Linked DNA regions of Homo sapiens: region 2 is linked to region 1. Evidence: read pairs that join two places in POLR2A ChIA-PET (ENCODE). Cell type or tissue: OCI-LY7. All regions are shown on one strand. Each heading gives the region's core, and the rest is flanking DNA. Links, peaks and the distances in the headings are about the cores only. Region 1 has its middle 8.1 kb from the start of GABARAPL1. Region 2 overlaps CLEC1A (C-type lectin domain family 1 member A).

The links. ChIA-PET counts read pairs that join two places held together with the same protein. Peaks named below come from ENCODE experiments on the same cell type or tissue, not always from the same donor. Only the 100,000 strongest peaks of a DNase experiment are listed, where the experiment ranks them.
Region 2: POLR2A ChIA-PET joins it to region 1 with 6 read pairs; 5 of 35 experiments call an interaction of 5 or more read pairs at or near these places.

The regions. Positions count from the first base shown.
Region 1 is chr12:10,203,285-10,206,204 of GRCh38, reverse strand. No RefSeq gene overlaps it. Among named protein-coding and RNA genes, the nearest start is that of GABARAPL1, 8.1 kb to the left of the region's middle. In OCI-LY7, for the core only: no CTCF peak of the experiment used is centred there; a DNase peak (open chromatin) is centred at 1,514; H3K27ac peaks cover 1,511 bases.
Region 2 is chr12:10,089,628-10,092,547 of GRCh38, reverse strand. All of the region lies in intron 1 of CLEC1A (C-type lectin domain family 1 member A), which reads left to right. Among named protein-coding and RNA genes, the nearest start is that of CLEC1A, 7.9 kb to the left of the region's middle. In OCI-LY7, for the core only: no CTCF peak of the experiment used is centred there; no DNase peak of the experiment used is centred there.

The DNA.
Region 1 (2,920 bases), core at 213-2,712:
CATTCTCATGACTTAATCACCTACCAAAGGCCTCACCTCCTAATAACATCATCTTATGGGTTAGGATTTCAGTGTACAAATTTGGCGAGGAAACACACGTTCAGACCATAGTGGATGCTATGAGATCAGGGGCTGCTATCGTTTTGGTCTCAAGCAGTCACCAGATAAATGAGATAAAGATAACACTCAGAGAGGCAAGTTATATGATAGGGATAGAGAGACATAGAAATATATACAGAGTTTGGGGGAGTTCTAAGGGCATTCAGGTCCCTAGTTTCAGATAGCCCGTTCCAGTAGTGAGAGATAGTTTATTTTCTTATTTTCTGTATATTATGGTGTTTTTACATTAAAAAAAAAATTCTGGCTGGGGAGAGACTGTCTTTACCAGACCTAACCAGTTCTTAGAGATAGCAAGGGCTCAGCTGAGAACCTGCCTTTCATATGCAAACTCACCAATCTAGAGCCATACCTCCTATATCCAACCTGTATATTCCAGGGGGCAACATTTCTCTGCCTTAATCATAGGAGGACCAGTTACCAGGCAACCAGGGACAACCTTTGTGGTTTAGAGCCCATAGAAATATTTCAAACTAAATTCTTTACCCTTCCCTTTCCTGTTTTTCCTATGGCAACCCCAATGAAAGCTTTGACCTAAACCTTACCCTCGCTCCTGTCTTCTTTCCCCTGACCTCCCTGGTGTCTTTCCAATGTGTGGCCTGTATGACATGCTGTGACTGCTATCTCTGCAACTTGTGAGTAAACTTACTCACAAGTAAACACAATTACTTGTCAGAAAATGTTGTTTTCCTGAGTGTCTCCTCTGTCTCCTTTTGTGTCCTCCCTAACTGACTACCTTATGAAAGAGTGCAAAAACAGCGTATATTGTTTTTATCTCCTCAGGGCTTTGGATAGCTCATGACACAAAGACTCAAAATATGCAATATAGCATCATCAAAGGAGCAAAGGATAGACTTCCGATTTGAGACGGTGGAATGAAAAGGTATTTTTGGCTTTGCTGTCTCCTGAGGTGGCACTAAAACAACTGCGTGATGGGTTGAATTGTGTCGCCCAAAAAGATGTGGAAGTTTTAACTCCCATTATTAGTGAATTTGTCCTCGTTTGGAAACAAGGTCTTTGCAGATGGTTAAATTAAAATTAGGTCATTAGAGTGGATGATAGACAATAGGACTGGTGTTCTTATCAAAGCGGGGAAATTTGGACACAAAAACAGTCCTGAATAAAGGAAAGAGGATGTGAAGACACAGGAAGAATGTCATCCACAACACAAAGAACACCTGAGGATCTCAGAAGCTGGGAGACAGGCATGGAACAGATTCTTCCTCCCAGTCCTCAGAAGAACCTCACGCTGCTGACACTTTAATATCAGCCTTTCAGCCTCTGGAACAGTGAGACAATACATTTCTGTTGTTTGAAACATCTACTTTGTGGTACTATGTTACAGCAGCTCTAGGAAATAGATAGACTGTAAAAGAAAAAAGGAAGTAAAAAACTCACAAAATCAGGCCAGGTGCAGTGGCTCATGTCTGTAATCCTAGCACTCTGAGAGGCCAAGGCTGGCAGATCACCTGAGGTCAGAAGTTCAAGACCAGCCTGGCCAACATAGTGAAACCCCATCTCTACTAAAAATACAAAAATTACCCAGGCATGGTGGCGTGTGCTTGTAGTCCCAGCTACTCAGGAGGCTGAGGCAGGAGAATCGCTTGAACCCAAGAGGCAGAGGTTGCAGTGAGCTGAGATCACGCCACTGCCCTCCAACCTGGGTGACAGAGTGAGACTCCATCTCAAAACAAACAACCAACCTCACTACATGAGAGAAAAGGTGGAAAGAGGAATCAGTTTTAAACTCTAGAAAGAAGGCTAACAAATGAGAAATAACTTACAAAGTAGTCTTAAGGAATGAAATCTGAAGTGGGCAGTAAAGAAAGTCTAAAGTAGCCTATTCATTAGATGATTTAGAAAGGTACAGGCATTTTTACTACCAAGTTATCTCCTTACCCCTATATGGCCATGTAATTTCCTCTCTCCCATCCCCGTATAGTATTGAGATTTATTCTTTATAGAGAATAAACAAAGAGTCTATGAATTGGGAAAGCTAGAGGAAAAGGGCTCTGTAGAAGAAGCATACTGAAAACAGAAATATTAAGTGAGAACTTCCATACTAACTCCTAAATCCCCAACCTTCTTCCTTCTAGTCTGTTCCAGTTACTCAGCCCAGCCGACAACCTGCCCAGTAGAAGACCATGGTTGGATGCATGTAGAATTCTACAAGGTTGTTGCATGCATGTAGAATTTCTTTCTTTCTTTTCTTTCTTTTTTTTTTTTTTTTTTTTTTTTGAGACAGAGTATTATTGCTCTGTCGCCCAGGCTGGAGTGCAGTGGCGTGATCTCGGCTCACTGCAACCTCTGTCTCCCGGGTTCAAGCGATTCTTGTGCTCCAGCCTCCCGAGTAGCTGGGATTACAGGAACTCACCACCACCCCCAGCTAATTTTTGTATTTTTCGTGGAGACAGGGTTTCACCATGTTGGCCAGGCTGGTCTCCAACTCCTGACCTCAAGTGATCTGCCTGCCTCAGCCTCCCAAAGTGCTGGGATTACAGGTGTGAGCTACCGCACCGGGCTGTGCATGCAGAATTTCAAATGAGCTTTTGTAGCACTCACTTTTAAATATAAGAAGACAGCAAGTAGTCAAAAATCACTAGGGATTTGAAGAAAAGATCCAATATGACTCAGTAAGAGAAAAACAATTTGAAGAAAATAAAAGATTACTCAGGGAGATAGAAACACCAAAAAATTGTCATTAACATCCTCAGAAAAAGAAAAGGAAAGATTGCTTCTATGAAACAAAAACAGCTGCAGCCAAAGAACATTTAGAGAAAAAAAACCTTAAAAATTGAAAGTA
Region 2 (2,920 bases), core at 108-2,607, 110 kb after region 1:
TGAGAGAAGATCTTGCTCTGTCACCCAGGCTGGAGTAGAGTGGCACGATCACGACTCACTGCAGCCTTGACCTCCCTGGCTCAAGCAATCCTCCCACCTCAGCCTTCTGAGTAGCTGCGACTACAGGTGTGTGCCACCATGGCTGATGAATTTTAAAAATTTTTTATAGAGATGGGGGTCTCACTATGTTGCTATCTTTTGTAGAGATGGGATCTCACTATGTTGCTCAGGCTGGTCTCGAACTCCTGGCCCAAAGCAATCCTCCTGCTTCAGTTGGGAGGATTCCAAAGTGATGAGATTACAGGCCTAAGCCACCGTGCCTGGCGGAAAACAGATTTATAAAGAGATAAATAAGTTGGTTGACTGTCATAGTTCTTCTCCTTTACTTCTTATTTTTAATTTCAGCCAGACAAATATTAATTATAAGAGGTCACAGGATTTAAAAAATTATTATGACTTTGAGATGCATATTAATGTAACTGTGTTTGAGTAAGGGTAGGCAGGCATATAACACAGGTATTTGTATATAATGGACCTATTCATTCATTTATTTAAATTTAATTGAGCTTATTTCAACTACTGCCCTAGGAATTGGGTTGCAATAATGGATAAATAAATATTTTCCAAGAAGGAGCTTAATTTTTCCTGGAGTAAGACACATATAAGCTAAATGAAATAACAAAGATATACAATATATTTAATGGTAATAAGAGGTATGTGGAAAAATAAAATCACCATGGTGGTGGGCTCACATAAGCACTTTTAACTATGGAATCTAGAAACATCCATATGATTAACTTTCTTGGACTGTATGGAAGTTTACAAATATAGGGTTTTGGAGAGGATGATTAACCCAAACTATATATTCTGCCTCTAATCTTTTTTTTTTTTTATGTTCTGCTGATCTGAAATACTTTTACAGTCAATACCACGAGAAAACCATCTTTTTCCAGAAAAACTAAGACTAAATCACATAGCTCAGTTAACTGAAGGAAACAGGAGGAAGCAAATCTCCCTTAGATTTGTTCATGATATAATCTCACAAAAGTCAATGTATAGAAACCAACATGGCTGGGAGATGTATTTAGCTGAGTCTGTTTTCTGCTGACATAGATGTTGCTGAAAATCAATAGCCTACAAAAAAAACAAAAACAAAAACCTGTAAACTTAACTTTGGAGAACCCACTTATCTCTTTAAAACTTAAATAGTTTAAGTCATATTAATTTTTTATTATTTCATTTTTTGATTATTTAAGCTGTCAAAGATTTACTCAGCCCTTATGTCCCAGGCACTACTTTCAGTAGTGGAAATGGACTGGTGGACAAGATAGACAAGATCATTGTTGTAATGGAATGTTAAATGGAGAGAAAGGAGACAGACAAAAAGAAACAAAAGTCATGAAAAGATTACCTAGTACAGGGTGAGTGATCTGCTAGAGATGGACTTACGGACCTCTTCCAAGGATGTGCCATTGAAACTGAAATTAATGCAGAGGCAGAAGTAGGGCTGATACAAGGTGCTTAGGGTCAAGCTTGATCAGATCAAGGACTAAACGGGAGACCGTTGTGAGGAGTACATGTGAGTGAGGGGAAAATAGTTCAGAAAGGCATGAAAGAGCTAAGGAAGGTCTCAATAAGACTAATGCAGGATTTAATTTTAAGTGCAATAAAGCTTTTGAAGTTTTTAAGTAGGGAAGTAGCATAATAAAATTGCCATTTTTTTTAAAAAAAGGAGCAATCTGTGAAAAGTGATTTGTATTTTATTCTAAATGTAATGAAAGCTACTTATGAAGGAGATGATTGCTAAGAAATAAGATTCACATTTAAAAATGTATCAGTATGTCTTCTCCGAGACTTTAACTTATTTTGCCTACTAGATTGTAAGTTCCAGAGGATAGTAATTATACTGTCTATTTCTATATTCTTTACTAGTTATCATTCCCCATTTGGAAATAACGTTTCATATAAATCTCTACCTAGAATTGGCCGGGCGCGGTGGCTCATGCCTGTAATCCCAGCACTTTGGGAGGCGGGGTTAGAGGATCACTTGAGCTCAGGAGTTAGAGAACAGCCTGCAGCCTGGGCAACATGGTGAAACCTCATCTCCAACAAAAATATAGGAAAAAAAAATTAGCCAGGCGTGGTGGCACGTGCCTGTAGTTCCGGCTCCTCAGGAGCTGAGGTGGGAGGATTGCTTGAACCTTGGAGGCGGAGGTTGCAGTGAGCTGAGATCTCGCCACTGCACTCCAGCCTGGAAAATCTCTGTACCTAGAATGTATTATGTATAGGACCTTGCTAGAAGGAAAAGAATTTTCCTTTCAAAAAGCCCCTCCGATCTCTTTAATCTTTCTGTTTCAGAACGTGACTTGAATTCTCAGTGAAGTAGAACTAACGGGCTACAAAGAGATCACAGTTTGTTTGAGGGTTTCACTCTCTCTTTGTTTCATTTTTATCACAGTGCTAGATGCTACCTGCACCTGACTGAGACTCTTCCCTTCAGATATGTTAGGTCATTCAGATTCAGATAGGTGACCTCACTAGGTGAGGGGTCTACTCATGACTTACAGTAAAACCTCTGCAATTACTAGTCAAACTTATGGGAATGGAGGGCGAGGAAACCATGTTTGCCACAGTTTTAAAAATTATTTAACTGTTGCAAAAATAGTTTAGATTCATCTTTCTGAAATTGATTATCATGTTTCTTTATAATCTATTTTTGAAAAAATATAAATCAAATGAATGAATAAACAATATCCTTACAATAGCGGGACTTTCAATTAAGCAATTCCACAGAAAAACAGTAAAATTATTACTTCCCATTACTAACATGCAATTTGCCTTTTAGAAAAAGCATATACGGAACTTGGGGGAAGGGGGATGTTTTTCAAAAGTAACAACAAATTAATTTCATCTTTCCCCT